3 separate regions of the Homo sapiens genome follow, and regions 1 and 2 are each linked to region 3. A link is an interaction called in ENCODE POLR2A ChIA-PET data of the cell type or tissue named here. Cell type or tissue: GM12878. All regions are shown on one strand. Links, peaks and the distances in the headings refer to the core of each region. The heading gives the core; the rest is flanking DNA. Region 1 overlaps UNC79 (unc-79 subunit of NALCN channel complex). Region 2 overlaps BTBD7 (BTB domain containing 7). Region 3 has its middle 29 kb from the start of COX8C.

Region 1 (10,676 bases), core at 6,677-10,676, 170 kb before region 3:
TGCATGAGATCCAAGAACCCTCTCTTGGGGTCTGTATCAAGACCCCTTTTACTGGTAACAGTTGCACTTGGGAAAATCCCTTTGGGAGAATAAAAGGCTTAAATGCCAGAGGCATTGGCTGTTTGTCCCTAACAGCCAGGCAATGGTCTGGAAATTAAAGATTTAAAAGAGTTTTTTTTAAAGAGCTCTATGGTAAATGATATTAATTAAAAGGGGATAGCCAAGCTATACATACATTTAAAAGGCCATTAGGCTTTTTTCTCTTCTTGGATCTTGTTTTTTTGAAAAAAAGGTTTTTGGGTTTTTTTTTTTTCTCAGTCAATTGAATTGTTTCTCCATTTACTCTGTCCTCTGGCACACACGCCCTCACTGCCCTGCATGAGAGGACTTAAGGTAATTTCTGACAGCCTGGAACTCCTTGAGAGAAACAGAAGAGGCACCACAGACTCCTGTTTTGGGAGAAACCTCTGTTTTCCAAGTAGAACCCAAAGAATTACACGCAGACTGATACTTCCCAAAATCTGAGGCTCTGTTCTGTTTTGCATTATGTTACCTGATCTTTTTGACTTTTGGGGGCATCAGAAATTATTTTGCATTACTTAGAAATGTTGAATCTTAATGTGCAATAGCTAAATAAGAGGCATATTTTTTTAAATGTCCAATAGCAGTTGCTTACAGTGAGTGGCTATTACCACAGGGTGATACTCCTTTTTTTTTGTGTTTACATACATAAAAAGCCATGCTCTTGGGCAACTAGAAGGTATGAAATGGGGGATGGGCTGATTACAGAGCAGACTAGTTGATGTTGGGTTGTCCAGCAGCCTTGGGGAAATGTCCTTACAATAAAACATGCTGTGAAAGCATTGCACTGTCTTGTCTCATAGCACTTGCCTCTTTGCGGGGACCCAGTATTTGGTGTGGAAATGGGATCCTTGATTTTGGGAGATCTGTTCTGCCTTCCAGCTGTGCCCACCTACTAGGCCCTAAAAACTGCATGCTTTCCTGGCCTTGTTCTTTAAAAGGCTCCACCCTGAACCCAATTTAAAAACTTACATCTTTAAAGAAATCTCCACATGTAAGGGTATCTGTTTTCCCTGGCTGTCTCACCTAAACTTTTACTCACACCATTTCTCCCTTGGTTTAAGTAAAATATAAATTATCTATCTTATTTCACCTAAGAATTGTCCCTTTTAAAATGCAAAATCAGAGTTACCTCACTGATAATTATTTAGGGCAGAGAACAGATAATCAAAAGATTGATGCTTTATCTAAAATAAAATGAGAAAGAAATCTTGGCCAGGTGTGGTGGTTCACACCTGTAATCCCAGCACTTTGGGGGCCTGAGGCAGGTGGGTCACTTTAAGCCAGGAATTTGAGACCAGTCTGGTCAACATGGTGAAACCCCATTTCTACTAAAAATACAAAAATTAGCCGGGCATGGTGGCGTGCACCTGTAGTCCCAGCTACTTGGGAGGCTGAGGCAGGATAATCACCTGAACCCAGGAAGCAGAGGTTGCAGTGAGCCAAGATCACACCACTGCTCTCCAGCCTGGGTGACAGAGAGAGACTCCATCTCAAAAATTAATTTAAAAAAAAGGAAGAAAATCTTAAAAACTGGCAAATGAAGAATCTTATAACTCTACCAGATCTGCTTCTCTGTCTGTGTATTTATATGTGTCATGTATGTATGTGATGTCTTACTACCAAGATATGTAAAAGACATCCAATGAATTGGCTTAAAGAAAAATAAATGCTTAAATAAAATATTTTATCAGAAAAATAAACACTTTAGTTCACATGGCTTTAGTAATCTTTGGTAAATAAAGACAGTTTTAAAGACTATTAATGAAATAAAATTAAATGTCTTTAAAATTTAGGCATTCAGTCTAAATTAGGCAGGTCAGGAACTGCCCTTGCTAGATGCTTTAAGATTATAAACTGCTTCTATGACTTTTGATAACTGTTTGACTTGCCTGCTTTGGGGCCATTAGATTCTAGGTAAGGCCTGGGGATATATAGAATTAGACACACTCCCTAGCTATACTGGAAAAGAGTCACATATTACCTGTAGTTCCCAGGCTCTGCACTTGGTACAGAATTAAAGTTGCATACACTAAAAATTAAAATTAGGTGTTTTTAAGAAAAAGGCATGGGAATGTAGTTTTTAAAAGACAAACTATTTTGCCTAATTTAGAGGTTGTTTAAGGATTGTTTTGGGTTAAAAGAAAGATAGAATATAACTGAAAGTTTAAGCCAGTTAGAGATGGTTTGTGAAAGATTAATCTTGAAACAGAAATTCTGTGTATGAGCTAGTTGGCTAAAAGGGTATTATTTAGTTTTTCCATAAATTAAATATTAAAATAAAAGCTTGCTAACACAGGGCCAGAATCTGGGCTCATGTGTCAGAATAATAGGGTTTTCCTGGAGCATTTATCTGCTCTTAAACAAAAAATTTGCAAAGGGTTATAAAAATCTTACCTTATGGTCAAACTGGTTAAAATTAGATAGCTTCATCAAATGTTATTGAAATTAGCTTTAGTATTAATATACTAATGCAAAGGTAAAATTTCATTTTCCCTTTTGAGCAAGATTTTCATTCGCCTACAGGAAAAAGAGAGAGACAGAATTTTTTTTTTTTTTTTTTTGAGACAGAGTCTTGCTTCAGCCAGTCACCCAGGCTGGAGTACAATGGCATGGTCTCAACTCACTGCAACCTCCGCCTCCTGGGTTCAAGTGACTCTCCTGCCTCAGCCTCCCGAGTAGCTGGGACTGCAGGCATGTGCCACCACACACAGCTAATTTTTGTATTTTTAGTGGAGATGGGGTTACACTGTGTTGGCCAGGCTGGTCTCAAATTCCTGACCTCGTGATCTGCCCACTCGGCCTCCCAAAGTGCTGGGATTACAGGCATAACCCACCATGCCCAGCCATGCTGTCTTTACTGGGTCTGGTTATTTAGAAAGCTGAGTCCTCTCTCTGTGAAAGACTAAAGGATTTTTGCTGTTTAGAAATCTTTGAGTTAATCATGTTGGTTAAATAAATAAACTGTGGTCCTATTTTGTGATGTCAAGTGTTTTAAATTTTGATATTTGACAAGCTTTCCAAAATAAAATCCTGAATTAAGCCTTTTTTGACCTAATTAACCATTTTGTGTAGTAGGTCCTCTGAGGTCCAAAAGAGACATATGCAGCTTATTTGGTGTATCAAAACCATACAGGAAACACTATCACATTTAAAATGGTGTTTAGCTTTTTTTAGATTATAGTCACATAAATGTGTGATTAATATGTATTCCATAGTTATATGAGATTCCTATGATTCTGATATGCCTAAGTATCTGCTATCAATAACAATTAAGATTGTTACATTAAATTGTGTGCCACAGAAATGACCAGATTTCCCTGTTGATTGCATCTTTAACTGTGGCTGTCCTAAGACTCTTGTCATCCACAGACAATTGTCTTGTTTTAATCTATTCCAAAAGAAGATTTATAATCAGCTAAAGGACTCTCATGGATACTCTTGGATGCAGGTCTCTGACAACCTGGAGACTGAGCCATTAGAATAGAGGGAAAAACTTGTAAGACCCTCTTGGAGATCTAATGTGTCCATAAATATCAAGCAGAACAGGAGTTAATTTCATGGACTAAACAAATAGGAGATTGAAATAATCTGTTTATGACCTTTTCTTCCAGAAATGCTGCTGACCCTTTTTGTTTTGTTTTTCAGAGTCAAGAAAACTTTTTTCCCTTTTAAACCATTTACAACTTTTAACAATTGAGTAAACTACAACCTATAAGCAAAATTTTGAGCATGTTTCTTTCTCTCTACCTGATTTCTGCAGAATTTGGAAACTATATGTGAGTATTCTTAACTTATGGCAATATAGTTGTTTGCATACATGCAATAAGAATCTGTTTTCTTTTGTAACAGGACACAACTGGGGAAACTGGTTATTTTATCAAGGCTTTATGAGAATGACATGCTTTCATACTGCTTTTCTAAAAATTGAGGTTGACTTCTAAAGCCGATAAAACCCCATTGGAAAAACTGCCCTCATATCCTGTCTATGCAGTCCTTGTACAGGGTTCCTGACCTATGGTAAGTAAAGACTGTCACTTTCTAACAGGTCCAGGAGCCCCAAGTTATCTTTGGACTTCAAGAGGGGAGGAATTCACCCAATTCATACAAGTGTTTGCAGGCACAGATGAATCCATAGCTAGGCTCACAGCTTTAAAAAGTCTAATCTGAGAATCCTTACAAAACAAAGTTCCAGCAAAGCCAATTAAAAAAAAAAGTTTATATGGCAAATAATTATTCTTGCTGCACTTCACGCAAATAATCAAAACAAGTATAATGAAACTAAAGTTTAATTTGCAAACACATCAATCCTACAATAATTTGTCTTTGATAAAAATGAGAGACTGGAGAGAAAAAGAGTATAATATACCTGTTGTAGGTTCTAGTCTTATCTGTTGTTTTTGAGCTTTTTAATATTATTTTCTGAGCTGCAAGTCTCCAAACTAACATTTTAAAAATTTTCTTCCACTTTTCTGACTTAATGAAATTGCTACTACCTTTTTCCTAAGGCCCTGCAAACTAAGGCTTATTCTTTATAATACAAGCAAAAAAACATGAAAAATTGCCACCACCCTCCTCCATAACTAAAGATGCTTTGAGCCTAATAACTGGGTAGATTATGCCCACCATTAACAGTTGTTTTTCTTTTGTTTCCATAGAAATGTCTCTTATTAAAAGTATGTTTGCCTTATATTTCACACACCAGGAGACTCATTCTCCAGCCTATTCACTTAAATTCCAAATGGCAGCTGATTTCTTCTCATAGCATTATTAAACTGGACTTAGGCATTTTATTAATTATCACTGGGTGCTATTTGATTTTTAAAATAATTATTTGTTATATTCAACAGGCGTACAGATGGTTAAAGTTTATGCCTTCCAGGCTTCAACAGTTCTAAGTCAAGCTAATGATGGCCCAAGGATTCCAACCCATACCATCCCAGAAGGATTCTAGTCCCTACAGGTCTCTAGAACAGTCAGTGAGAGATTTCTATGTTCCTCTGAGGTTAGACAGGGACAACAACCCTGTTCAGCATAGCTGTTCAGTATAGCTTCAGAAGATGAGATCTTCAGCCCTTTTTCCTTAAGAATAAAGAGAGTGAAATATCTCAGAGGGGAATGAGACAGTAAGGGTGGGGCTTGGCTTCAGCTCACACCCACTAGAGCATTCTTTCATACATTCCCACTGATCTCAAAACCCACACCACTACCTCACCAATGCGTATCCATTAATAGTCATACAAAGAAAACAGCCATTCTGTATTGTTCTTCTGTGCTTTTATATGTTTAACCATGCCTCTTACTTAAACAATTCCAGACACTGGCCTTAGGAGATCCAAAATTAAACTAAGGTTCCTGAGTCTCCCATCTCGGGAAGGAATGCTGAACAACTGATTTACAGCCTTGTTGCCACTGGCCAGACCAGCAGGTGACCCATAACTCAAGACAACCATCACAACCAGCTTTGCTGACCTGCATACCCTACCTCTAACATGCACTGCCCAACCCAGCCTGTATACTCTACCGCCGATGTCAATTCCCATGCTTTGCCTTAAAAAAATAAATCCTGGCCGGGCACGGTGGCTTACGCCTGTAATCCCAGCACTTTGGGAGGCCGAGGCGGGCAGATCATGAGGTCAGGAGATTGAGACCATCCTGGCTAACACGGTGAAACCCCGTCTCTACTAAAAATACAGAAGATTAGCCGGGCTTAGTGACGGGCGCCTGTAGTCCCAGCTACTCGGGAGGTTGAGGCAGGAGAATGGCATGAACCCGGGAGGCGGAGCTTGCAGTGAGCCGAGATTGCGCCACTGCACTCCAGCCTGGGCTACAGAGCGAGACTCCGTCTCGATTTAAAAAAATAAAATAAATAAATAAATAAATAATAAAATAAAAAATAAATCCTACCAGCTCTTTTTGGGGAACCAGCTCGGGGATTCTTGTGCCTCCACTGTCTGCCTTGCACTTGAGAACAAGTCCTGAAAATAAAGCCTTATCTAGGAAGTCCTCTTGGCCCCATATTAATTTCCATTACATGGAGAGCCAAGGAGCCTGTGGTCTGTAACATATGTATATACATTATGTGTATGTGGTATCTTCTTATCTCCAGAAAATATTGCCAAATTGCTTTATAAAATTCCTTGAGAGACCTCTATTCTAAATGGGTTTTGTGAAACAAGTAACTCAAAATTGAAGCTGTTGGAACTTTATATTTAAGGGAATGTGATTATGGGACCTGAGTCATGTAAACAGGCAGCTGCAACCTAGGCAACTGTAACCTTGTTTTTCTAATTACAGATTAGCCTTTTTTCTTACTTACATTATTTTGTAAAATGTAGTAAATGACTAAATTGAGCCAGGGAAGACTCCTTCCTCTTTTTTTTTTTTTTTTTTTTTTTTTTTGATACGGAGTCTTGCTCTGTCTCCCAGGCTGGAGTGCAGAGCCGCGATCTTGGCTCACTGCAACCTCCGCCTCCCGAGTTCAAGCAATTCTCCTGCCTCAGCCTCCCAAGTAGCTGAGATTACAGGCACATGCCACCATGCCCAGCTAATTTTTGTATTTTTAGTAGAGACGAGGTTTCACCATGTTGGCCAGGCTAGAACTTCCCTCTTTCCTCTCTCACAGAGACTTCATGACTATCATATTGTCTAGGATGAAATGTTAAACATACTCTTTTAAATTGGAAAGGCAACGAAAACTAGCTGTATGGAAATGAAAACAAACTGTAACTAACTAAATTGTTGCAATTTATAAACCAACCTTGTGTAGAAAATGTTATAATCCTGCTAAATTTCTTTGTTTTCTGCCTATATAAGCAAGGCCTTCACTTTTAACTGCAGAGCACTGACCCCGTTTCTCTGAAGTCCATGTTTGCTGAATGGCCATTTCCAGCTTTTTGCTTAAATACATGCTTTAAAACTGGTTTCTGATCCTTTTGATTAATTCAGATTGACAGTTGCAAAACATATACACTTACATGTTAAATTAAGTCTAGCCTAAAGCTGTCTTCTTACATATTCTAAGTTTGGCCCAACAGTTTCTACATATACATAGTGAACTGTAACCTAGCTGCATGTATAAACAGATTGTAACCTACTCTTGTGCCAATCACTGACTTTTGGCCAATCAAAGGCAGCCAACTGTTAATAAGGCAAACATCAGGATGTAACCAATCTGGCTGTTTCTGTACCTCATTTCCATTTCCTGTACATTTCTTTTCCTGTCTTTTTTTTCCACCACATGGCTATGCTGGAGCCTTTCTGAATCTATTCTGGTTCAGAGGCTGCCTGACTTGTGAGTTGTTCTTTGCTCAATTAATCTCTGTTAAATATAATTTGTCTAAGGTTTTTATTTTAACATATATAAATTAAATATTCCTAAAACTCTCAGAAATATAGGAACTAACCCAAATGCTTTCAGGTGTACGTGATTTCAGTAAATCTGTAAATGAGACAAGTATAATATTGTTGGTTTAATAAAAACAGCTGTGTTTTCAGAGTTATCAGCATTGAGTACCATGCTGAGCACACGTTTTGCTTCTACCTGGGCTTACTACTCAAATAAACTAATATATTTACCAATGTTTAAAATTATAGAATATACAGATTTGATTTTAATTAAACAGAATCATTATTCTGACAAAGTTTATAGCAACAGTAATTGTGTTTTATAATGTTTCTGCTTAGATGTAGTTTTCAGAATCTTTTTGGTAACTTGAAACCTTAACGGTATACTAAGTTAAATTAAATGGCAGGTATTCACTGAAAATCTAGATCACTTCTAAGTAGGATAAAATATTAACACATTAATTGCTGATCATAAGTTTATCTGCTTTTAGCTTCTTATTTTTTACAAATGCTAAAGACATTTGGGTTTGTTAAAAAGGATGTTCTTTTTGCCACATTGGGGAATCATACTAAGAAGAATTTGCATCTAGAAATTGTGAGATTGTATATTCACAAAATTTGCTAAAATGCCAAAAAATGCTGATATACAATAGGCAATTCACAGTTGTCTAATAGTTTTCTCTGGAAAATAAAGGATAATAAGAGTTGAAAATTATAATCAATCATATGTAAATTGAACTACTAGACATAATCAGGATGAAGGAAAAACCTCTGTGTGCAAAGTATTCAAGTAATGTAGAATGTGGTTTTGTTACAGGAAAAAGAGCAATTCTTTCCTAAAGGAGCTGTTTACTCATTATTCCTGAATGAGGAAGAGGAAAGGACCAAAACCTGAAAGGGAAGTATGGGGAAGACAGAGAAAGAGAATTTTATCTTGTGTGGTCATGTTGGCTAAGATTGAGTAGATTTACTGTGAGGTTTTTAAATGAGCTTTAATATTAACAGTGTACTGATGCAAAACCAGAGTTTCATTTTCTCTCTCTTAAAAAAACAACATTTTTTAGATTATCTTATTTCTGTTCTTAATAAGAGGTTGTAAAAGGTTTTTCTTTACCTTTTGAAAAATCTGCCTAGGAAACTACCACAGTCTGAATATTTGTGTCCCCGCAAAGTTCTTAGGGTGAAACCTAATCACCAATGTGATGATGTTAGAAGGTGGGGCCTATTGGGAGGTGACTAGATCATGAGAACAGAGCCTTTATGAATGAACGCCCTTGTAAAAGGGACCTCAGAGAGCTACCTTGCCCCTTCCACCACATAAGGACACTGCCAGAAAGCACTATCTATGAACCAGAACGTAGGCCCTCACCAGACACTAAATCTGCCTTGATCTGGGACTTTCCAGCCTCCACAACTGTGAGAAATTTGTTGTTTATAAGCTACCCAGTCTATGGTATTTTTTTGCAGCCCAAACAAACTGAAGAAACTAAGACAGAAACAAAGACTCTGTGTCTTATCAGAATAATTTCCTGTGTTTTTTTTGTTTTTGTTTTTGTTTTTGATTTTTTGTTGTTTGTTTTTTTGAGACAGGGTCTCACTCTGTCACCCAGGCTGGAGTGCAAGTGCGTGATCATGGCTCACTGCAGTCTCAACCTCCCAGTGATCCTCTCACCTCAGCCTCCCAAGTATCTGGGACTACAGGTGCGAGCCAACATGCCAGGATAATTTTTTTTTTATTTTTTGTAGAGACAAGGTCTCCCTAGGTTGCCCAGGCTGATCTCAAACTCTTGGGCTCAAGTGATTCTCCAACCTCGGTCTCCCAAAGTGCTGGGATTACAGGCATGAGCCACTACTCCTGGCCTTCCTGTGCTTTTTGTCTTTATCATGTCCTAGACTATTTAAGAGAACCAAGTCTTCTAAATATTAAAAGAGCTAAGTTTTGTTTCTCTTTTTGTTTCTTACAATTGTGTTGCTCCCTATATTTACTTTTGAAATCTCTTAGTGTCATATAGGTTAAATAAATAACTAAGAATTGTTTCACAGTGACCTGTAATGTTGGTTAATCAAGTACTCAAATCTTTTGACATTTCTGATAACTTTTGATATTTTGCCTTTCCAAAGCCAAATCCTAAATAAAATCCTGGTCTTGAACTGACCTGAAATTTCCCAGAGGGACGCTTGAAAATCTCAAAGGATTTGTTCTTACCTATAAAAAGATACATTAAACTAATTAGGTTTATTTGATAAGTTGAAGTCTATGGAAAGCGTTGTCAAATAAAAAGAGATGTTTAACTGTCCTTAGGTTACATTTGTATAGGTAAATGTTATGAATACAAATATTTCGGGAATTATATAAAGTTCCTAGAAATTTGTCAATGCCCTTGCTGGCATGATACATCTTTATGCTTCTTTGTCTGATGGTAGACAACAATGACAAAATATTATCAGTTATCATTTTGTTATTATTTTAATGTTTCATGCTACAGAAACAACAAAACTGCCTTGTCAACTGTGTCACAGTGAACTTTCAGCAGATCTTTAACTATGACTATTTTAAGCCTTTTGTCATTCAGATAGTAATTGTTATCTGATGTTTCTCTGAAAACTCTTGCAATCAGCTACTAGCAAAAATGCTTATTTTCAACATAAACAGATTGTCTCTGAGATCCATGGAAAGGACTATGACAGGTACCCTGGGGTACAGGCTTCTGGTGGCATTGCTTAAATAATTGAGATCATACCACTGGAATGAGTAAGGATTGCCAGAACTCTAGTGGAGCAGCTAATGGGTTCATTAACTGCTAACTCAATCAAGCAGAACAAGACTGAATTACATAGGACTGAATGATAAATGATTATAATTTGTATCGTTTTTTGTTTAGAACATTGCTAGTTTTTCAATCAATGTTCTGTTTTTCAGATACAAGGAACCCCTTTCTCTTTTCTCCTAAGCTATCTATAACTCACAATAATTTGGTAGATTTATACCTTTGTAAACAAACATGAAATATATCTTTTTTCTCTCTACTTGATTCCTCCAGAATTCAGAAGCTCTTATTGAATATTCCTATTTTCATAGCATTATAGCTATTTGCATAAGTTGAATAACAATCTGTTCTGCTTTTAACAGGACATAATTGGGAAACTTGGTTATGAAACCACCTTTGCAAAAATTATGACAGTGAGAAAATAATGACAGTGGAGGAGATCGGATCTAGCCAACCCCCCTCTTGCCTTTAGCATTTAAA
Region 2 (4,496 bases), core at 497-4,496, 55 kb after region 3:
AAATAAATTAAACATTAACATAGTAATTTGTAGGGTTAAAAAAATTTTTTTTTTCTATTCGCGTTCTTGCTATGTTCCCCAGGCTGGTTCCAAACTCCTGGGCTCAAGCGATCCTCAAGCCTTCTGAGTAATTGAGATTGCCACACCCAGCTTTGCAGTGTTTGTTTTTTTTAAGAGACAGGATACTCATTCTGTGCCCAGGCTGGAGTGCAGTGGCCCTATCATAGCTCACCGCAGCCTCAAACTCATAGGCTCAAGAGATTGTCCTGCCTCAGCCACCTGAGTAGCTAGGGCAGCAGGCACACGCCATCATGCTCAGCTAATTTGTAAACATTTTTTTTTGTAGAGATGGGGTCCTGCTGTGTTGTTGCCCAGGCTGGTCTTGAACTCCTGGCCTCAAGCAATTCATCCCATCTTGGCTTCCCAAAGCACTGGAATTATAGGCATGAGCCACATCACCCAGCCTTGTAGTTATTTTTAAAATGAAGACAAGAGGAATAGAGTATACCTTTAAAAATATATGATACTGTGTATTGGATGATTCTGAAAGGATGTATTTGCCTATGAAGAAAAACCTTCTTGTTTTGATGTCTGGTTGTTAGCTTTTTACTTTACTAAAGCCCAGTTAACTTTTCTGTGCTTTAGTTCCACATCTGTAAAATTACTCATTTTATATTTCTCTATCCACTTTGAAAATTAAGTAAATGCTCTTTGAATTTCAACTTTTAATTATTTAAGCCAAGATCTCTCTTCTGTATTTTTTATGTGTTCTTTATTGTGGGCTTACTAATTCTTGAATTTAAAAAAATCATTTAAATCAAGCAATAGTAATAGTATATGTTTAAGCATATAGTGTATGTTTTTAAATAAATAAGCAGGCTGGGTTTTAGTGGCTCACCCCTATAATCCCAACACTTTAGGAGGCCAAGGCAAAAGGATCACTTGAGTCCTGGAATTGAAGACCAGTCTGGGCAACATAGCGAGATCACACCTCTACAAAAAAAAAAGTTTAAAAATTAGCCAGGTATGGTGGTATGTACCTGTAGTTCTTAGCTATTCGAGAGGCTGAGGTGGAAGGATCGCTTGAGCCCAGAAATTTGAGGTTATGGTGAGTAGCGATCACCCCACTGCACTCCAAGCCTGGTTGACAGAATGAGACCCTGTCTCTAAAATAAAAATAAGCAATAGCATATTTTTTTAAAAAACAACAAACAACTCTTTTAAGTCCAAATTCCTTTTTGGATCCTATGGCTCATATCTTGCCACTGCCTGCTGCACTCTATATAGAAATACTTTTATTTCCTTCAGGAATCCAGTTTTGTTCTCTCCGTGGGCCTTCTCATAGTTAGTTCCCACTGCTGTTTGGAGCATTATTTTGGCATTCTTCTCGCTCCTTCTATTATTTTCACCAAGAAAAGAGGAAAGCTCACACTTTCTATTGTCAGTCTTGGATATCATCCCAAATGTCACTTTCTCAAGAATCGTTTAAGATAAACAGTTGTATTATCAGCCACAAAGAAGATTAAAAAAAAAAATTGCCCAAGATCATACAGTTTAGAAATGGCAGAGTCAGATCCAAACTTGGGCAGTTTTGCTCCAGAAGTCTTTATCGCCACTGATTTATGCTTCCCCTACATTGTAATTGCCTGTTCAACAGTTTGCCCCACTATGAGCACCTTTGGGGTATTGTTTGCTTGTTTGTTTGTGACGGAGTCTTGCTCTGTAGCCCAGGCTGGAGTGCCATGGCGCGATCTCAGCTCACTGCAACCTCCACCTCCCGGGTTCAAGCGATTCTCCTGCCTCAGCCTCCCGAGCAGCTGGGATTACAGGCACGCACCACCACGTCCAGCTAATTTTTGTATTTTTAGTAGAGACGGGGTTTCACCATGTTGGCCAGGCTGGTCTTGAACTCCTGACCTCAAGCGATCCACCCGCCTAGGCCTCTGAAAGTGCTGGGATTATAGGTGTGAGCCACTGCCCCCCTTAAAAGAAGCACCTTTGGAGGAAAAATTATGCCTGTCTTGTTCATTGTTATATCCCCATGTGCTTAGCACATACTAGGTGCTCAGAAAATATTTAAATGAATGAAAATTCTTATTTGAGGGAGAGAGTGTTTTGATTAAATTCTTCTCAGTACCTTTCATGTAGTGTGTCAGTAAATGCAGTAATGTTTTCATGCCTACTTATTATACAAAGTGAAATTTTTATGATCAAGTTAATCATGGTTACAAGCTCATTTTTTATAACCTCTCTTAATTCCTTTTTGCCCTATACTGCGTAACGGTATCACTTTGCAACTGTAAAAACTAGTGCTTTGTAGGCCTCTTTCTCATATTATCCCTCTGTGAACTGTTAAAATATAGATCATTTTTAATTAGTTTCTAAAGGGTATGTAGGAAATTGTATAAAATAAAATTATACTAGTAGATGGACTCTGATCATTTATACTGTTTAACCTTTTAACAAATTACAGAGGTGTAATTTCTCTGTGTGTAGAGGTTTTTTAAAGTATCCCATATTTTAAACCTTGACTGTTACCTCAAAAAAAAAAGTGGTTTATCTGTGTCCAGTAGTCACATGGTGGATAATGATGTAAGGCATGCACATTGTGTTCATGTGTTTGTTGGAGAAGTTGGAATGTCATTATACTTCAGTAGACTTTTCAAATGAAAAATCTGAAAGCTACTTCTAGCTGTAATTCTGCTGTAATTCTCAATCAGGTCAGTAGACAGAGAACCAAAAAAGTCTTCCTCCTCTCTGAATGTTCTTGCCAAAGCCTGACTTCTTTGATTAATCTTTCTTTTCTGTATTCCTTACACTCTATTACAGGGCTTCTCAACCTTGGCACTCTTGACATTTGGGGCCAGGTAATTCTTTGTTGTGGAGGACTGTCCTGTGCCTTGTGAAATGTTTAGCAGCATCCTTGGCTTCTACCTGTTAGAGGCAAATAGTATCCTTCCCCTTTCCCCTGTCCAGTTGTGGCAATTTGAAATGTCTCCAGACATTGTCAAGTGTGGGGGTTAGGGAGGGTGGAAGGGGAGAACAATCACCCCAGTTGAAAATTGCAGCTTTCCTACATCATTCTGTCCACTTACTCATTTGTTTTAATATCTTCCCCTCCCTCTCACACTTACCTTTTCAGACTTCCTGCCTCTCTGCTACTGCCTCATTTCTCTGAACCTTTTTGCAGCCATACTTCTAAAAAAGAATTGTAAAACATCTGTTCTCTCCAAGTTTTCACTTGCAGTTCAGTTTCCTCTTTTGAATTCTATTGAGACCACATTTTTCTAGTTTTCCTCTATCTCTCTGGCCGTTCCATTTTTATTTTCTTTATCAGTTCTACCTAGTTGGACAATGGCATCATCTTTGCCCCTTTCTTTCTTGTTCTCTGTTATTCAACTCTCAAGTCTTCCTTTCTTGCCTCATTTCCTAGTGCTTAATGTTGTCTCTCATATGTGTTGTCCTATTCATTTTTATTTTTTTTGGTAAGAACACAATATGAGATCTACCCTTTCAACAAATTTTTAAGTATACAATACATTATTGTTGACTATAGGTACAGTGTTGTACAGTAGATCTCTAGAGCTTACTCATTTTGCTTAACTGAAACTGTATGCCCGTTGATTAATAAGTCTGCATTTCCCCCCAGCCCCTGACAACTCCCCTTTCACTCTTCGATTCTATGAATTTGATTATTTTAGATACTCACTTATCATTCTGGGTAATGACCAGGCCTAGATAAAGACCTCATATAAGTGGAATTATGTAGTATTTGTCTTTCTGTGACTGGCTTATTTTACTTAGCATAATGTCTTCAAGGTTCATCCATGTTGTCACCATATTTCCTTCTTCTCTGAGGCCAAATAGTATTCCATTTATGTATTTACTACATTTTCTTTATTCATTCATCTGTCAATGGATATTTAGGTTGTTTCCACATCTTGGCTGTTGTGATATCTATTAATTGTTAAGCTGGTCTCTGTATTGAAATCTCCTTGCCTATATTTCTCCATAGTTTAACATCCTGCAAGGACCAGAGCAGATTTTGTCTGTTGTTTTTTGGTTTTGGTTGTTGTTATTGTTAGAGACAGTGTCTCATTCTGTTGTCCAGGCTGTAGTGCAGTGGTGCAGTCATGGCTCACTGCTCACTGTAACCTCAAATGCCTGGACTCAAGTGATCCCTCATCTCAGCCTCCGGAGTAGCTGAGACTGCAGGCACACACTATCACACTTGGCGAATTTTTCTGTTTTTTTGTAACAGCCTGTTGCCCAGGCTGATCTCAAACTCCTGGGCTGAAGCAATCTGCCCACCTCGGCCTCCTGAAGTGCTGGGTTTACAGGCGTGAGCCCCCGCATCTAGCTTGCACCTCATTTATTAAGGGTTCGTTATGAGCCAGGCACTCTTTAAGGTCTTTGGACTATATAGTTACTGAAATAAGACACAGTCCCAGTACTCCAAGAACTTAGTCTGTTTGAGGACATGGAAATTTTAATTC
Region 3 (11,022 bases), core at 3,709-7,708:
CCTACCAGTAGCACGCTTCTTGAGCACTATTGGTGGGAATGTTGCTATTTTCCAAACCCAGCTCACTCTTCATCAAAAGCCCTGACAGGGCAGCTCCAGACACAGCCTGTCATCCTCTGGATGATTCAGCTGCATGAACCCCAAACCCTAGGACACATACATGAAGCTCCATGAGTGATTCCATTAAAGTTCCTCTCACTAGCCTTTAAATGAGGGAAAAGCACCCACACTCCTTCTGGGGGGAGTCACAACCCCAACATCCGTCATCAGATAATCCCATGATATTCCTAACAATACCTCTGGGCTTCTCTAATTTCTTTTATAGGCTAGAAGTAGTTCGTCAGCTAAAGATTACAAAACCAGCTTCCCTTTCAAATCTGCTTCATGATCTTCCATCTCACTTTAGAACTGGAACTAGTTAGTACCTTTATCTTGGGGTCTGGGCCAAAACTGAGGCAACATAATCAAACCATAACATTCCATTCCATGTATTTGTTTTTACAAAATTAATGTATTTCCTCTACTAAGAATAAAATTCCATATGGGACACATCCGTTTTGTTTATCACTGACTATCTAAAGCACTCAATAAATACTTACTAAATGACTGACAAATACTAACAAATCAGCAAAACTCCCTGGCTCTCAAAAACTCAGAAACTATATTAATTTCATACATTTGTATGCTATTTTCAGATTCCTCCAGAATATCTCTGCAGTGTGGCTATATATTACAATTTTGGCAAAAACATGAGTATAAGAGTCACCAGAAAAATCTATACACTGAATATAAAGTAAAACATTAAACAAGCATCTTTCATTCAATCCAACAAATATTGATTGAGTACCTTCTATATACCACAGACCACGCCAGGTACTAGTGTACAGTGATGAACAAAACAGCCAACATCTGGCCTTCATGGAGCTTATAGTCTAACAGGGGATGCACACAAACAAAGCTCTTACTGCAAAAGTTCAATTTCACATAAATATGGTGAAGAATATGCATAGGGTGTACTCATAGAAAATAAAAGAAGGAAGCAAGGAGACCACCTTAGAGTGGTCAAAGGGGATTTCTCCAAGCAAATGACATTTAAACTGAGACCTGAAGATAAGCAGTAGCCCTGTAGGATGTGGGAGGGGAGTGGAGAAGTCTCCCCGAGCAAAGGCTCTGACATGACCCTTAATCTGGGGAGGAAAGTGGGATGGGAAATGGGGGAAGGCAGTCTTCATACTTTTTACTACATATATGATCTTCATTTTTTACAACAAACATATATTAATGTGTCATTTTATAATGAAAAAATGTTTACTCTGACTTTGGAATTGAATATTATATCTTGGTTCAAATTTTTCCTGAACCTGGAGATAGAAAAATGTCATCCTCCCCCTCCTACTCTACCCATCCCACCAATAAGGAGAGCAAATCTGACATATGCATCTACTACGTGCCAGCTTCCTTACTTATGTTGTGTCTTTAATCCTCAGATCAACCCTGTGAAGTTAAATTGAGGAAGAGAGAAGTGAAGTAATTTTCCCAGACTCACAATACTATGAGGTGGCAGAGCTGGGACTGAAATTCTGGTCTGTACAAACTCTTGCTCATGAAATTTAAAATGCAAAGTGACATCAATATTTGAGAAGCCCTGAATCCAATGGGAAGTCTAATATCTTGCAAATTTTTTTATTATTTTTATTTTATTTCAATAGCTTTTGGGGAACAGATGGGTTTTGGTTACATGGAAAAGTTCTTTAGTAGTGATTTCTGAGATTTTGGTGCACCCGTCACCCAAGCAGTGTACACTGTACCCAATGTGTAGTCTTTTATCCCTCACCCCCCTCCCACCCTCCCCCTGCAGTCCCCAAAGTCCATTATATCATTCTTATTGCATTCAGGTTTCCAAAATGTACTTCTGCAAATTAGAATCCCAAGCAGCCACAACAATTGGTTTAATGGGTGATTTTAAATATGAATTGTATATTAAGGTAGGTAGAAATCATAGTGAAGAAATCTTGCAGTTTATTAAAGTCTGAAATATACCAAACGAGGTGTATGATAAATGTCTGCAGGATGTAAGGTGATACTTGGGCTTAAAGTCATGAAACCTTTAATATTTATGGCCAACTACAGAAATCTCCCTAATTTGCCAACCTCAAAAAAGTTTACTAGCCTGTTCATATTTACCAAATCCTGCTTAATTACAGATGATGACTTTTTTGGTTATCTATAGCCTGTGCAAACTCTCTCTCAACCTCCACCAGTTTGTAAGTCTAGCTGTTTTTGTTTGGCTCTTTGGGAAACTAACAAAGACATATTCTCTGTAGTTCAAGTAAAAGATGTTGATAAAGATTATACCTGGAGTAATAAGAGGAATATCATAGATATTCACAAACAGAAGCCCAAGTACAGGTGTGAGCTGGAAGTAGTTGCAGATTTAAAGCAGAGATCAATCACAGCAGTGGAAATTCATGAATCCCCACTCTTTTGCTCAGCTGTTAACTTGACTCTCTTATACTCTTTTGCTCCTCCTGATCCAGACTTTGCTACTTTCTCATAGTGCCAGCTCTGTCTAAAGTTGGCTTCCATAGGACCTCGTGTAGCCTTTCCAGCTACTCCACATTCTGGCCTTTTGAGTCTCATCTTCTATTGTTTGTTATATAGTGCTACCATGTATCTAAGTTTTCGCTTTTTCTTAAATACATCACACTGAAAGAAGAGACATAATTCTGGCAACCACTTTGATTTCATAAGTAGCATATGCTACTACAGGTTGAGCTTCTGTAATCTGAAAATCCAAAATCCAACATGCTCCAAAATTTAAAATTTTTTGAGTACCAACATGATGCCACAAGTGGAAAATTCCACACCTGACCTCATGTGATGGGCTGCAATTAAAATAGAGCTACAATTTTGTTTCATGCATAAAATTATTTGAAATATTGTATAGAATTACCTTCAGGCTATCTGTATATGGTTCATATGAAACATAAATGAATTTAGTGTTTAGACTTAGATCCTATCTCCAAGATATCTCATTATGTATATGGTGATATTCCAAAATCTGAAAAAAAAACAAAATCTGAAACACTTCTGGTCCTAAGCATTTCAGATAAGGGATACTAAACGTGTACCACTAACAAGGCTGTATCATTCACTTTATAGTCTCTAATCCCAAGTAGGAAGTTCCCCAAAGGTTAAAATTTACAACTTTTGTCTTCCTGAACTGAAAATTCTTATAATCACCTAAAGATACAGTGAGAATGCCAATCCTCAAGAAGTCAATACAGGTCTCTGGGCAAGTGTGTTCCCACCTTTCCATGTGAGCTGAAGCTGAGAAGTATTATCTTGTCCCTGCAGGGAAGCTGTGGTAAGGAGGACAAAAGCATTTGGGAAATACTCCTTTATATCTCCAGAGCTTAAGCATGACAGTAAACAGTCATCAAAGAATCAAAATTGGTTGACAGTCCTAATCCCGTGGCTTATTTTCTATCCCTAACTCATTTACCAATAGGCTTATTTTTAGTGATTTCTAAAACAAGTGTTAAGTCTGGATACCTGATTATTACCTCAAATATTTTCCAACTTCTTAAACTGTTTAAACACTAAAATGTATTTCGTTGTTGTCTACCAGTAAAAACAGACCACACGGCAGGGATCCTCCTGCTATGAAAGCTGTATGTAATTCTCTGCTGGGAGTGGGTAAGAATTAGGGGAATTGTTCTGGTGGTCTTTCATACTGCAGTGGGAGCATTCTGATGGTCAATACACATCTTCGTGCAATAATATTTTATTGGGACAAGATGGGTGGTAGGATTATGAGTAGATTACCCCTTTCCAAAACCACATTGGCTGTTATCCCACCCAATATACATTGGATTCCACTACAGCTATAAGCAGTTCCGTTATAGGATTTCAAAATGTGTCCTAAATGTAGAGTTTGAGAGATTGAGAGTTGTGCTCCTTTATAGTTCATTCTCCCCTTTATATAACACAACATTTGCAAGACCTCACTGGTTGAGCCTTCAGATTGTATCCCGGTAATCACTATTTTATTTTCCAACTCTTGCCTTCTCTCCTATACTTTTCCTCTTCCCCTTGTGGTTGCTCTTTTGAAGCCCTCAACCCTCAGTACATCACCGTTTTCTTTAAGAAACAACTATTCTCGGCCAGGCACAGTGGCTCACACCTGTAATCCCAGCACTTTGGGAGGCCGAGGCGGGTGGATCACGAGGTTAGGAGATCAAGACCATCCTGGCTAACATGGTGAAACCCCATCTCTACTAAAAATGCAAAAACAAAAATTAGCCAGGCATGGTGGCGGGCGCCTGTAGTCCCAGCTACTCGGGAGGCTGAGGCAGGAGAATGGCGTGAACCTGGGAAGTGGAGATTGCAGATAGCGCCACTGCACTCCAGCCTGGGTGACAGAGCGAGACTCCATCTCAAAAAAAAAAAAAAAAAAAAGAAACAACTATTCTCATTGCACTTCTTTCTTGAATCTTGCAAACTGCACTGCTTCGGGTGCAGCTAAATGCAGTCAGTGAAGTCTGTCTACTCCTTCACTGATCCCTCAAAGGGAAAAGGAGAACTCTTGTCATTTGCATCCTTGCATATATGTACATAGGTGAGTGCATGAGAGAAAGCTATAATATATATAACATATAATATATATTTTATATATTTTATATATTTTTATATATAATTAAATTAAGCAAAAAGCCATTGATTGACCTGAGGCAACCTAACTTTGTATACAAACAAACTGAATTCCAACCTAGGAGTATATTTTTTGTAACAAATAGCTGAGATTCAGCCAATCACAAAAACCGAATTTATCACACTATACCCAAACAAGGCAAAAACCTAGCTGGAGCCAACCAGATGATTTCTCTGCTTTCTATAATAGCTAACTGCTCATGCTGCTGGTTGGAGCTCTCTGAACCTCTTCTGGTTCCAAGTGCTGCTCAATTCATGAACTGTTCTTTGCTCAAATAAACTCTTAAATTCCAACTGTCTAAAGTTTTAGCAATATAACACATACACACACACATAGCTATATGTGTATATGTGTATAGGATATAGATACATATAAATATACGGTTTGCCCCTGTGATTTTTTTTTCTTCTTTAGAAGACCACCAGTTCTATTCTACCCTGGAACGCATTAGTAAATAATGCTCATTTTCCTGAAGACTGTAAGGAAAGATTAGAGAAAGATTTTATATCACCACACAGCATTTGAAAAAATTTAAATCTCTATAAGATAGTTCTGTTCTTCCCCAAAATCTCTCTAGTTCCCTCAACACTCTTTTCTATCAATACATATTAAGTGCCTCTGGTTATCTATTGTTGCATAACAAACTAGCCTAAAACTTAGAAACTTAAACACCTTGTTATAATTCATGTCTTAGTCCATTTTCTATTGCTTATTAACAGAATACCTCAAACTGGCTAATTTATAAGAAAAGAAATTTATTTCTTACAGTTATGGAGGCTGAGAAGCCCCAGGTCAAAAGGTCACAACTGGTGAGAGCCTTCTTGCTGGTGGGGACTTTCTGCAGAGTCCCAAGGTGGCACAGGGAATCACGTGGTGAAGGGCCTAACATGCTAGCTCAGGTCTCGCTTCCTCTTTTTATAAGGCCACCAGTCCCACTCCCGATGACTCATTGATATGGTTTGATCTGTATTCCCGCCCAAATCTCATGTCAAATTGTAATCCCCAATGTTGAAGGTGGTGCCTGGTGGGAGATGATTGGATCATGGGGGTAATCCGTCATGAATGGTTTAGTGCCATCCCCTTGGTGCTGTTCCCGTGATAGAGCTCTCATGACATCTGGTCATTTAGAAGTATGCAGCACCTCCCCACTCTCTCTTGCTCCTGCTCCCACCATATGAGATGTCTTGCTCCCCCTTTGCCTTCCACCATGACTGGAAGTTTCCTGAGGCCTCCCCAGAAGCAGAAGCCACTTTGCTTCCTGTACAGCCTGCAGAACTGTGAGCCAATTAAACCTCTTTTCTTTATAAATTACCCAGTCTCAGGTATTTCTTTACAGCAATGTGAGAATGGACTAATACACCTATTAATCCATTAACCCATTAATCTACTAATCCATGGGTGGATTAATCCATACATGAAGGCAGAAGCCCAATGACTCAATCACCTTTTTAAATTTGTTTTTGAGACAGGGTCTTACTCTGTCACTCAGGCTGGAGTGCAGCAGTGCAATCACAGCTCACTGCAGCCTTGACCTCTTGGGCTCAGGTGATCCTCCTACCTCAGCCTCCTGAGTAGCTGGGACTACAGGCACCACCACCATGACCCGCTAATTTTTGTATTCTTTGTAGAGACAGGGTTTTGCAATGTTGCCCAGGCTGGTATTTAACTCCTGGACTCAACTGATCCTCCTGCCTTAGCATCCCAAAGTGTCAGCCACTGCACCCAGCCTCAACCATCTCTTAAAGGACTCACTTCTCAATATTCCCACAATGGGAATTAAATTGCAACATGAGTTTTGGAGGGAAAAAATATCTAAGTCATAGCATTCCACCCCTGACCCCCCAAAACTCATGTCCTTTTCATATACAAATACATTCATTCCTTCTCCATAGCCCCAAAGCTTTAACTCCAACACCAACTCAAAACTCCAAAGTCCAAAGTCTCATCTGTGAGCATGTGAAATTAAAGCAACTTTTCTACTTTCAAGATACAATGGAGGCCGAGTATGGTGGCTCACACCCGTAATCCCATCACTTTGGAAGGCCAAGGCAGAAGGATCACTTGAACCCAGGAGTTTGAGACCAGCTTGCATAACGTAGTTAGACCCTGTCTCTATAAAAAATAATATTTTTTAAAAATTAGCCAGTTGTGGTGGCACTCAACTGTAATCCCAGCTACTCAGGAGGCTGAGGTGGGAGGATCGCTTGAGCCCAGGAGGTCAAGACTGCAGTGAGCCATGATCATGCCATTGTACGCCTTCCTAAGTGACAAAGTGAGGCCCTGTCTCAAAAAAAGTGACTTTAAAAAAGAAAGAAAGAACGCTACAATGGTGGTACAGGAATAAGACAGACATTTGCATTCCAAAAGAGAAAAGTAGGCAAAGAAAAGAGTATCAGGCCCCAAGCAAGTCGGAAACCCAGCAGGGTAAACATTAAACCTTAAAGCTGAAGAATAATTGCTTTTGACTCCATGTTCTACCTACTGAACACACTGGGGCAAGGTTGAGCCCCCAATGCCTCAGGTAACTCTACCCCTATGGCTTTGCTGGGTGCAACCCACATAGCTGCTTGTATGGATTGAAGTCCAGTGCCTGAAACTTTCCCAGGTGGATGTTGCATGTTGCCGGTGACTCCATAGTTCCAGGGTCCTGGAAGCGGTCCTGCTTCCACAGTTCCACTTAGGCATTACCCTGGTGGGAACTTTCTGCCGCAGCCCCAGACCCACATTTCTGCTCAGCATTGCTCTAGTGGGGCTCTCTGTGGTAGCACCATACCTGTGACAAGTCTATGCTTGGGGCCCCAGGCTTTCAGTGACATCTTTTGAAATCTGGGTGGAGGTTGCCAAGCCTCCACCGCTTTTGATTTTTTCAAGCCTGCAGAATTAGCACCATGTGGATGCAACTAAGGCATACCTGGGATAAATCCCACTTAGTCATAGTGTATGATGTTTTTAAATACACATCACTGGGTTTGAATTACTAATATCGTGTTGCAGTTTTTTGCATCTATGTTGATGAGAGATACTGGGTTGTAGTTTTTTTCTTTTCTTATAATGTTTTTGTCTGGCTTTATTAGGTAATGCTGGCCTTGCAGAATGTGTTAGAAAGTATTTATCCTTCTTCTATCTTCTGGAAAACATTGTCAAGAATTGGTATGATTTCTTCCTAAAATGTTTGGTAGAATTCACCTGTGAAGACATCTGGGCTTGGTGTTTTCTATTTTGCAGGTTAATTATTTATTGATTCAACTTCTTTGATACATATCAGCCTATTCAGATTATCTAGTTCTTTTTGTTTGAGTTTTGGCAGACTGTCTTCCAAGGAATTAGGTTGTGCACACTATTCCTTTATTATCCTTTTAATGTCCATAAGATCTGTAGTGATGTTCCCTTTTTCACTTCTGATATTAGTAATTTGTGTCCTCTCTCTTTTTTTTTTCTCAGATAGCCTGGCTAGAGGTTTATCTACTGTATTAAACTTTACTAGGAACCAGCTTTTGGTTTTGTTGACTTTATTAATTTCCTGTTTCAATTTCATTGACTTCTGCTCTAATCATTATTATTTGTTTTCTTCAGGTTACTTGGATTTAATTTGCTCTTCTAGTTTTCTAAGGTGGAAGCTTAGATGATTAGTCTTCTCTTCTAACATATGTACTCAATGCTATAAAATTTCCTGTAAGCTCTACTTTTGTGCATCCCACAAATTTCAATAAGTTGTTCTCATTTTCATTAGCTCAAAATATACTTTAATTTCTCTTGAGATTTCCTCTTTGACTCATGTGTTATTTAGAAGTGTGTTGTTTCCTCTCCAAGTACTTTGAAATTTTCCAACTATCTTTCTGTTATTGTATTCTGGTTTCGTTTCATTGTGATCTGAGAGCAAACATTGTATGATTTCTATCCTTTTGAACTTGTTAACATGTGTTTTATGGCCCAGAATGTGCTATATCTTAGTGAATGTCCCTTGTGACCTTGAGAAGAACATGTACTCTGCTGTTGTTGGATAAGGTAGTCTATAGATGACCATTACATCCAGTTGATTGATGGTGTTGTTGAGTTCAACTATGGCCTTACTGATTTTTTACCTGCTGGATCTGTCCATTTTAAGAAGGGTATTGAAGTCTCCAAATATAATAACTGATTCATCCATTTGACCTTGAAATTCTACTGGTTTTTGTCTCATGTATTTTGATCCTTTGTTGTTAGGTGCTTAAACACATTGAGGATTGTATTTCAAGAACTGACTCTTTTATCATTACGTAATGCACAAATTTCTCCTGAGTAGTATTCCTTGGTCTGAAGTCTTCTCTGTTTGAAATTAACATAGCTACTCCTGCTTTCTCTTGGTTGAGGTTAGCATGATATATCTTTCTCCATTTACTTTTAAACTATACGTGTCTTTATATCTGAAGTAGGTATCTTGCAGACAATATATAGTTGGGTCACGTCTTCTGGTCCACTCTGACAATCTCTGTCTTTTAACTGGTGTATTAAATCATTCACATTCAAAATTATTATTAATAGAGTTGGTTTAGTGTTTGTTACTGTATGTAATATAATCACATTAGATACAGAGTTGTTACTGTATATATACTTATACACATATGAACATAAGCATATATAATTGAATACATTGTTGCTATTATTTTGAACAAATTATTTATGACCAATTAAGAAGAAAAATTAAAGTATTTTATCTTCACTTATTCCTTCTTTAGTGTTCCTTTTTTCTTTATGTTGATCCAAGTTTCTGTCCTATATTATTTTCCTTCTCTCTGAAGAACTTCTTTTAACTTCTCTTGCAAGGCAGGTCTACTGGCAATGAATTTCCTCATTTTTATTTGTCAATGCCTTTATTTCTTCTTAACCTTTGAAGATAACTTTGCGGGTTATGGGATTCGAGGTTATAGGAGTTTATTTCTCTCCATACTTTAAATATTTCACTCCACTATCATCTTGTTTGCACGGTTTCTGAGAAGTCAGTTGTTTTTTTTGGTTTTTTTTTTTGAGACGGAGTCTCGATCTTTCCCCTAGGCTGGAGTGCAGTTGTGCATCTGGGCTTACTGCAAGCTCTGCCTCCTGGGTTCATGCCATTCTCCTGCCTCAGCCTCCCGAGTAGCTGGGACCACAGGCGCCCGCCACCACGCCCGGCTAATTTTTTGTATTTTTTAGTAGAAACAGGGTTTCACCATGTTAGCCAGGATGGTCTCGATCTCCTGACCTCGTGATCCACCCGCCTCGGCCTCCCAAAGTGCTGGGATTACAGGCGTGAGCCACCTAGCCCGGCTGTAATTCTTATCTTTGTTCTTCTACAGGTAAGAAGTTTTTTTCCCCACTGGTTTCCTTCAGGAATTTTTTTCTGCGTTTTCATTGAAAACAGTGTGCCTAAGTGTTGTGTTCTGCGTTTTTTTGTTTTGTTTTGTTTGTGTGTGTGTTTTTGGGTTTTGTTTTTGTTTTTTTGAGATGGAGTCTCGCTCTGCCACCCAGGCTGGAGTGCCATGGTGCGATCTTGGCTCACTGCAACCTCCACCTACTGGGTTCAAGCAATTCTCCTGCCTCAGCCTCCCGAGTAGCTGGGACTTCAGGAACGTGCCACCATGCCAGCTAATTTTGGTATTTTTAGTAGAGATGGAGTTTCACCGTGTTAGCCAGGATGGTCTCAATCTCCTGACCTTGTGATCTGCCCACCTCAGACTCACAAAGTGCTGGGATTACAGGGTACAGGGGTGAGCCACCCCGCACCCACCCCTGTTTTGTTGTTGTTGTTTTGTTTTGTTTTGGTTTTTGGCAGGAGGTGGAGCATACCTTGCTTTGTGTCTCTGAGCTTCCTGGATGTGGAGTTTGGTGTTTGACATTAATTTAGGGAAATTCTTAATTACTATCTTTTCAAATAATTCTTCTATTTTTTTTTCTATCTTCTCCCTCTAGTATTCCCATTACTTGTATGTTACATTTCTGTAGTTGTTCCACAGTCCTTGGATATTCTTTGTTGTCATTGTTGTTTTCAATCTTTGTCTTCTGCTTTTCAGTTTTAGGGTTTCTATTAATACATCTTTTCTTTTTCTTTTTCTTTTTGAGACAGGGTCTCGCTCTGTAGCCCAGGCCGGAGTGCAATGGTGAGATCTCAGCTCACTGCAACCTCCACCTCCCGGGTTCAAGTGATTCTCCTGCCTCAGCCTCCCGAGTAGCCAGGACTACAGGCATGTACCACCACGTCTGGCTAATTTTTTGTATTTTTAGTAGAGACGGGGTTTCACCGTGTCAGCCAGGATGGTCTCGATCTCCTGACCTCGTGATCTGCCCACCTTGGC

What was found. ChIA-PET counts read pairs that join two places held together with the same protein. Peaks named below come from ENCODE experiments on the same cell type or tissue, not always from the same donor. Only the 100,000 strongest peaks of a DNase experiment are listed, where the experiment ranks them.
Region 1: POLR2A ChIA-PET joins it to region 3 with 6 read pairs; 1 of 35 experiments calls an interaction of 5 or more read pairs at or near these places.
Region 2: POLR2A ChIA-PET joins it to region 3 with 5 read pairs; 2 of 35 experiments call an interaction of 5 or more read pairs at or near these places.

The regions. Positions count from the first base shown.
Region 1 is chr14:93,546,322-93,556,997 of GRCh38, reverse strand. All of the region lies in intron 14 of UNC79 (unc-79 subunit of NALCN channel complex), which reads right to left. Among named protein-coding and RNA genes, the nearest start is that of UNC79, 120 kb to the right of the region's middle. In GM12878, for the core only: no CTCF peak of the experiment used is centred there; a DNase peak (open chromatin) is centred at 8,747; H3K27ac peaks cover 963 bases.
Region 2 is chr14:93,318,801-93,323,296 of GRCh38, reverse strand. All of the region lies in intron 1 of BTBD7 (BTB domain containing 7), which reads left to right. Among named protein-coding and RNA genes, the nearest start is that of BTBD7, 12 kb to the left of the region's middle. In GM12878, for the core only: no CTCF peak of the experiment used is centred there; no DNase peak of the experiment used is centred there; H3K27ac peaks cover 1,173 bases.
Region 3 is chr14:93,370,536-93,381,557 of GRCh38, reverse strand. It overlaps a transcript of UNC79 not described here. Among named protein-coding and RNA genes, the nearest start is that of COX8C, 29 kb to the right of the region's middle. In GM12878, for the core only: no CTCF peak of the experiment used is centred there; a DNase peak (open chromatin) is centred at 5,597; H3K27ac peaks cover 1,658 bases.